2 separate regions of the Homo sapiens genome follow, and region 2 is linked to region 1. A link is an interaction called in ENCODE POLR2A ChIA-PET data of the cell type or tissue named here. Cell type or tissue: HCT116. All regions are shown on one strand.

Evidence for each region. ChIA-PET counts read pairs that join two places held together with the same protein. Peaks named below come from ENCODE experiments on the same cell type or tissue, not always from the same donor. Only the 100,000 strongest peaks of a DNase experiment are listed, where the experiment ranks them.
Region 2: POLR2A ChIA-PET joins it to region 1 with 6 read pairs; 4 of 35 experiments call an interaction of 5 or more read pairs at or near these places.

What each region holds. Positions count from the first base shown.
Region 1 is chr1:236,380,256-236,384,255 of GRCh38, reverse strand. It overlaps a transcript of EDARADD not described here. Among named protein-coding and RNA genes, the nearest start is that of EDARADD, 12 kb to the left of the region's middle. RefSeq lists a silencer at 2,261-2,461. In HCT116, no CTCF peak of the experiment used is centred here; a DNase peak (open chromatin) is centred at 2,460.
Region 2 is chr1:236,145,492-236,149,491 of GRCh38, reverse strand. All of the region lies in intron 1 of GPR137B (G protein-coupled receptor 137B), which reads right to left. Among named protein-coding and RNA genes, the nearest start is that of GPR137B, 5.0 kb to the right of the region's middle. In HCT116, no CTCF peak of the experiment used is centred here; no DNase peak of the experiment used is centred here.

The sequences.
Region 1 (4,000 bases):
TTGATATGATTACACTGTAGAGGAATTTGACCGATGTATTTTCCCTAAGCAAACTCTTACATGTGGGTACAAGGAGACATGCATAAGGACACTGGTTGCAGCATTGTTTGTAATAACAAAGATTGGAAATGACATAAGCATTCATCAATGGGGTATGGGTAAATATGATACAACACATTCATGTAATAGAATATTTTACAGAAGTTACACGATATAAACTCAAAAATATTATTTTATTTTATTTTATTTTTTTGAGACAAGGTGTTACTCTGTCACCCAGGCTAGAGTGCAGTGGCACAATCAAAGATCACTGCAGCCTCGACCTACCGGGGCTCAAGTGATCCTCCCATCTCAGCCTCCTGAGTAGCTGGGACCACAAACATGTGCCACTGCCTGGCTAGTTCTTAAACTTTTTGTACAGATATGGTATCACTACGTTGCCCAGGCTGGTCTCCAGCTTTTGACCCCAAATGACCCTCCCACCTCAGCCTCCCAGAGTTCTGGGATTACAGGTATGAGCCACTATTCTCAGCCAAAACATTTTTAAATGACCAAATAAGTTGCAGATTAATATCAGAGGTAGAAAAAAAATCCAGTCTGTATATTTTCTATAACTACATGTAATTCCTTTGTAAATGGATACATGTCAACTTTGTCTTGCAACCAAGATAGAGTAACAGGAACAAGATTTTCCCTTCTGCCTGAAACAATACAACAAAAAACCCAGACAAAATATATAAAACAACAGGTTTTAAGACAGCACACCAGGTGAAGAAGGATGGTGCTCTCTGGGAGCTGGAATACAAACAAGGGGATTCCTATGATTGCACTCAGCTTACTGCCTTGAGAGATTTTTTTTTTTTTTTTTTGAGACGGAGTCTTGCCCAGGCTGTAGTGCAGTGGTGTAATTTTGGCTCACTGCAACCTCCACCTCCTAGGTTCAAGTGATTCTCTCGCCTCAGCCTCTCGAGTAGCTGGGACTACAGGCATGCACCACCATGCCTGGCTAATTTTTATATTTTTAGTGGAGACAGGGTTTCTCTATGTTGGCCAGGCTGGTCTCAAACTCCTGACCTCAGGTGATATGTCCATCTTGGCCTCCTAAAGTGCTGAAATTACAGGTGTGAGCCACTGCGCCCGGCCTTCCTTGAGAGATTTCTAAGTTGCAGCGCAGAGAAAGGACACTCAGACAGAGACTGCTGGACTCCCTGGTTTGAGGAGCTAGAACTGAGAGTCTGAGGAAATCAAAACATCTAGAAGTCTCAGGACAGAATACTGTAGGGTAAAGACTTCCCAGAGAGATCCTAAGAGATCTATAGAATGTCCCCCTTGAGGACCCAGCAGAACACTTATTGATCAGCGCATGCATCCTGGAAATTATCCAAGGCTGGGGAAAGAACCATGTGGGAACTTCAGAGGGAACCGTGCCTGGTGCTCACTCAGGGCTAGTAATAGTGCCTGTTCGTGCCAACCAGACTGGAAAACAACCTTATAATTCATGAGCATTTGGTAGAGTACACAAAAGGGTCTTGCCTGAATAGTGGAGAATAATTAGTCCTAGACTGAGCACACCCTGCCCCAGTTCCACCTAACAAACCTTAAAAGTGAGACCTGGAAGTTTCAAATTCTTTCCAACCAACTTAACTGCTCAAGGACAAAGCTAAAGAGGAGGTATAGGAATACAAAAATATCCAGTATCCAATGAAGTGAATTCATAACATCTGGAATACAATGATTACCAGACTTGCAGGAAGCAGAAAAACATAGCTTACAATAAGGAGAAAAACTGGTCAATTGAAACAGACCCAGAATGGACACAGATGATACAGTTAGTAAGAAGGACATTAAAACTTTTATTGTAACTGTAGTCCATGGGTTCAACAAGCTAAGTAGAGACACACAAAACATAAAAAGGTCCAAACTACAACTTTTAGAAATTAAAACTATAATACCTGAGAGTAAAGATACTCTGGATGGAATTAATGGCAGATAAGATATTGCAGAAGAAAATATTAGTGACTTGGAGACATAGAAATTGAAGGGAAAAGTAACTTTAGAAAATGAAAAGGGCTAGGAGTAACTTCAAATCTCTTAATATACATGTAATTGGAATCCCAGAAATGTAAAGAGGAAGGACAAAAATGTTTGAAGAAATAATGGCCAAAAATTTTTTAAATTTGAGGAAAACCTTAAACTCACAGACCAGAAGCTCAATGAACACCAAGCACAAGACATATGAAAAAAAAATCACCAAAACCCAACATAATCATATTGCTCAAAGCCATGGATAAGATAAAATTTTAACAGACTAAGCCAGGTATGGTGGCATGTGCCTGTAGTCCCAGTTACTCTGGAGGCTGTGACTGTAGGATGGCTTGAGCCCAAGAGTTTCAGGCCAGCCTGAGCAACATAAGATCCCATCCAACTCTGAAAAAAAAAAAAAAAAAAAAAAAAGCAACCACAGGAAGAAAAAAAAAAAGACATATTACAGAGGCATAAAAACAAGGATGACAGCAGATTTTTCATCAGAAACCATGTAAGGCAGGAGGCAGTGGAGCTATTTTTTTAAAGAATTGACAGAAAAATATGTCTGGGATTACAGGTATGACCCACCATGCCCAGCTTAAAAAATATATTTTAAATCAAAATAGTAACAATGTATTTAGGGCTTATGATATATGTAGAGATAAAACTAATGAAAACAATTGTTCAAAAGCCTAGAAGGGAGATATGGAAGCTAAGGATTTTTATGCATGAATTGTTGTAATATCACTTAAAAATACACTCTGACATGTTAAAGATGTATATGATAAACGCTAAAGTAAACACTAAAATAGCACAAGCTTATATGTAACAAACCTGCACGTTGTGCACATGTACCCTAGAACTTAAAGTATGATAATAATAAAAAAGTAAATAAAAATAAAAAATAAAATAAAATAAAAATAAAAATGAATGGTGTATCTTTAGAATGGAATACTACTTACCAATAAAAGGAACAAACTATTGATACACATAACAACACAAATGAATCTCAAAATAGTTATGCTGAGTGAAAGAGGCCAGAAAAAAACAAAAGCATGCGTATTGTATGACTCCACTGATAATAAATCTATTGCAACACAAACTAATTTATAATAACAGAAAGCTGATTAATGGGTGCCCAGGATTGAGGGTGGGGCGGGAAGGATGGATTACAAAGGCAGATGAGTAAACTTTGGGGGCTAACGGACATGTTCATTCTTTTGCTCATGATGATAGTTTCATGGGCCTATATGTATGTCAAAACTGATCAAGTTGTGCACTTGACATATGTGCAGTTGATTCTATGGCAATTATACCCCAATAAAGCTACTTTAAATAAATAGCCAGGCACTGATGGCACAAACCTGTGGTCCCAGATACTGGGGAGGCTGAGTCGAGAAGATCACTTGAGGCCAGGAGTTCAAGGCTGCAGTGCACTATGATGGCACCTGTGAATAGCCACTGCATTAAGCCTAGGCAACATAGCTAAACCCCATTTCTACAACAAACAAACAGATACATGCCAAGCTCATAACAATAGCTAATAATGGCTATTTCTGGGCAATTAGGAAAGGACTAGGGTTGGGAGAAAGTAATGCTTAAAGGGGACTTTAGCTTTGTCTGTAATGTTCTTTCATTTAAAATAAATAACTTATTTATGTATTTTTATGTAATTAAAAAATTTTAATAGCAAATTTAGAAATGATTTTTTACAAAGGCACCTGCTTAGCAAAATAAGTCTTGACCTTCCCTGTCCCCCAACAAACCATGTTTCACACAGTAATCTGTTCCAAACATTTAGTCACCTAAAAAATTTCCCTTCAGTCTTCTTATTTTCCAGACTATGAATTGTTCAAATAAAAACAAAAGTAATATTAATTTACACTTGCTTCCTTTAAAAAAAATGAAAGTAAAATGGATTTTTCCTCCATTTTACAGAGTTGTGGTTAGCATATGTGAAGTGACTTCAGACTTT
Region 2 (4,000 bases), 230 kb after region 1:
CTTTTAGGGGCCTCTTAGTTCCCTACCAGCAAGAATGAGGACTATGACCCACTTCAAGTCAGAGTGTGGCGTCTGTAGCAAGCACGGATCGGTCAGCCTGAAACACGGGACTTGTCCTGCCTCTGCACGCCTGGCTGGGCTGCCTGGGAGAATTTCCTCCTCTGGTCGGCTCATCTGCAAAGGAGGGGCTGGGCTGCTGGACCCCCAGTGCCTTCTGCTCTCATGTCAGGCACTGCGATTAGGCTTGCCACATGCTCCCTACGGGTGCGCCAAGAGTCACCACCGTTTTACAAACAGAAAAGCTGCTGTTTGGTGGAAAAGTAATTTTGATGGCACAGTAGGCTGGAAAAGGGCAGGGTCAGCCCGGGGACCTGACCTTCAGGACAGTGGCTGGGTGTCGAAGCAAGAGCCTAGGTTCAGAGCTGTAGGCAACACACAGTGAGAATCTCAACTAAGGGAGGAGAGGAGCAAAGGGATTCAGGACACACGGCATCTCCTTTAACCCACTCCGACCCATGGGATGAGTATTACAGTTTCTGTCTCCCTGGTGAAGCAGCAGCCTTAGAGAGGTGGTAACCAGCCATGGGACCCACACTGGAGGCAAAGCCCGGATTGGAACCCAGATCTGCACCCAGGGACCCTGCTCCTTCACTCCCAGGGCTGCCTCCTCATTCATAAGGCTTTGCTGGCCTAGTGCCCATGATGAGCTCCCAACACCGACTATGAGCCCCTACCATGAGCCGCAGGCCCTCACCACGAGCCCCTGGCACCATCCCACAGGACCACATGACTCACGAACCATCCCTGCTGCAGCTGAGTGGAGGGTGTGGAAGTCCCTAGCTGAGTTTCAGAACAGAACAGACCAGACCCCGATAAATGTCAGCTTCCCATCTGCCCTCCAAGGCATGGTGACGTCTCAGGTCTCAGTTCCCACATCAGTGTCCATTCATCACAGCACCTCTCCCCATGGAGAGAACTCGCTTCTCCATTTCCTTCCGCAAACCATGTGACTGCAATGGCAGGAGTTTGTCATAGGGCCCAAGACAAAGCTGAACCAGCCTGTTCCATCCTGCCAAACTCGGGAATCTGGAGAGTCTGAGTTCCAGGCTGGGAATTCCGAGGAAGAAGGGCTGGGATACGTGGCTGCCGAGGTGTCACCGAGCCCACCGCCACATCAACTTCTGCCCCTGCAGGGCACAGACCTGTCTGCCCAGGAGCTGCCTGGGCACAGAAGCTACCGCCTTTGCTTCTGAGCCTCTATCCTGAAACCTGGAGGTAGAAGGCACCATAATTCCTCATGAGCAGAGACCCCTGCCTGCCTTAGGTTTCAGAGTCCTGCCCCTCTCCTAAGTCCCCACTAAAATGGTGATTTGACACAGCGCTTAGAACAGGCTCTGAGTCAAAGGCCTTGGTGCAAAGCCTTGGTCCCGCCACTTCCTCATGCAGCCGGGAGCAGAAGCTCAGCTGTTCCCCAAAGCTGGCACAAGGAGCCACAGCTGGAAACAACAGGTAGTCAGCACTCCATGTTCCAAACATTTGGGGCCAGACAGACACTGCATACAGACGGCCCGGAGAGAGTTAGCAGAACCAGTCCTACCACAGCCGCCTCCCCATGTTCCCAGGCTGAACTGGAAGGTGGAGAGTGGAGATGGAGAAAAAGAGTTAACAGCCTGCTACCAGCAGGGCACCTCACCCCAGGTCAGAAAGGAGAAAGACACATGGACACTGCTCACAGGGATTGGGCAGGAAGGGGGCCCGGGCAGATGCTTGCTGAGCTGGGACTGTTTGCAGGTGGAGTCCCGGTGGAGCCTGACCTGTGCCCTGGTGATCTGGAGGCACCAGGCACTTGGAGGGTGATGCTTGCTTCCACCTGGGATTTTTACAGGTGGGAGGGCCCCTAGGCACGCAAGGAGTGAAAAGCAGCCAGGTGCAGGGTCCTGAAGACGCTAGTTAGGCATCCAGCCTGTCACCCATGTGGCCAAGTGGGAGTGGAGGGGCCTCAGTGATCCCATGGCTTTCTAAGAAAAAGCCCTAAAAGGGCTTTTCGAAAAGGGGCCTAAAGCCATGTGGCTGCCCCCTGAAGAAGGAATTGGGATGGAAGGGAGACCAAAGATGGGGCTAGGAAGAAGCTGAAGTCCATCATGTCAACATGGCCACGTGGCAGTTACCCACAGAGGCGGCGCCAGAGCAAGACCAGAGGCCGACACGCTGGCAGTCACGAGAGAGTGTGCCCCTCCCCTGGGCTGCCTGGGAAGATGGAAGGGGAGAGGCTGAGAGCATGGGCACACCCTCTGCACCAAGCCCTGCAGCTCGAAGCCTGGCTGGCCTTGGACAGTGTGGGAGAAGCTTTAAATCAGACGTAAAGATTTAATAAAGGAGTATGGGCCAGGCACAGTGGCTCACGCCTGCAATCCCAGCACTTTGGGAAGCCGAGGTAGGCAGATCACCTGAGGTCAGGAGTTCAAAACCAGCCTGGCCAAGATGGTGAAACCCTGTCTCTACTGAAAATACAGAAATTAGCCAGGCGTGGTGGCGCACACCTGTAATCTCAGCTACTAAGGAGGCCGAGGCAGGAGAACTGCTTGAATCTGGGAGGCGGAGGTTGCAGTGAGCCAAGATCACACTACTGCGGCCTGGGTGACAGAGCCAGACTCCAAAATAATAATAATTACCGAGTATGACTAGAAAGCCATAGGATCTGCCTGAGAGGTCATTAGGGGTGGAAAGAGACTTAACATGGCAGAATTTAAAAGCAGTGATTTAGGGGTAAGTTAATCAAATTGAGCTTGCTCATGATCGCATTACCCTCAGATGTGTACCCAAGGGCAGCCGGGGCTGCGTACTGCAGCATCGTGTGCATTGCACGGAGGCTCGGACGGGGCAGTGTGGGCAAGTGTTCTCACCCCTCCGAGCCTCAGTTGGGGGGTAACAGTACCCTCTGGGTCACCAGGGAGGGTGAGATGAGTAAGGCCCAGGTACAGGGACCCTGCAAAAGCACAAAGGACTGACAACAACAGAAAAAAGCTTCCTCCCCATCTCGGACCTCTCCTTCCAGTTCATTCCCAATTCCCAAACTGCCCCCACGACTTCCTTCCCACCATCCTCTCTTCCTCCCCACCCAGCTTCAGCCTCCAGACACCTGCTTCTTCTCAGAGGACTCATGTCTCATTCAAGTCTCCTGACGCTTCAATAACCATTCCCTTCAGTGCCGCAAATCGTGCCTTAACTGTGCTGTATGTATACTTTGATTCTCTGCAACCTGATTTTGCGCTCCAGGAGAACACGAGGTTAGATTTAGAGTTGGGTATGTTTTCCCATTGTTAAGAGGTTTCATGGCCAGGCGCGGTGGCTCACACCTGTAATCACGGCACTTTGGGAGGCCGAGGTGGGCAGATTACTTGAGGTCAGGAGTTTGAGACCAACCTGGCCAACATGGCAAAACTCCATCTCTACTAAAAATACAAAAATTAGCCAGGTGCAGTGGCAGGTGCCTGTAATCCCAGATACTCGGGAGGCTGAGGCAGGAGAATCGCTTGAATCCAGGAGGCAGAGGTTGCAGTGAACCCAGATCACCACAAAGCAAGGCTCTATCTCAAAAAATAAAATAAAAAGAGGTTTCACATACTGTACATAAAAGACAAACCTCACACTCAGACAGCACAGATGTGTGTTGAATCCCAGCTCCACCATGCACTGACAGTGTGACCTTGAGCAAGTCATCTACGACCTCTCAGCCTCAGTTTCCTCCTCTGGAAAATGGGGACAATACCGGTACTTTCTTCAGAGAGTTCTGGTAAAAATAAATATAACCAATTGCTTAGAAGTGTGCTTTCTTGGCCGGGTGCGGTGGCTCACACCTGTAATCCCAGCACTTTGGGAGGCCGAGGTGGACAGATCACAAGGTCAAGAGATCAAGACCATCCTGGTCAACATGGTGAAACACTGTCTCTACTAAAAATACAAAACTTAGCTGGGCATAGTGGCACACACCTGTAGTCCC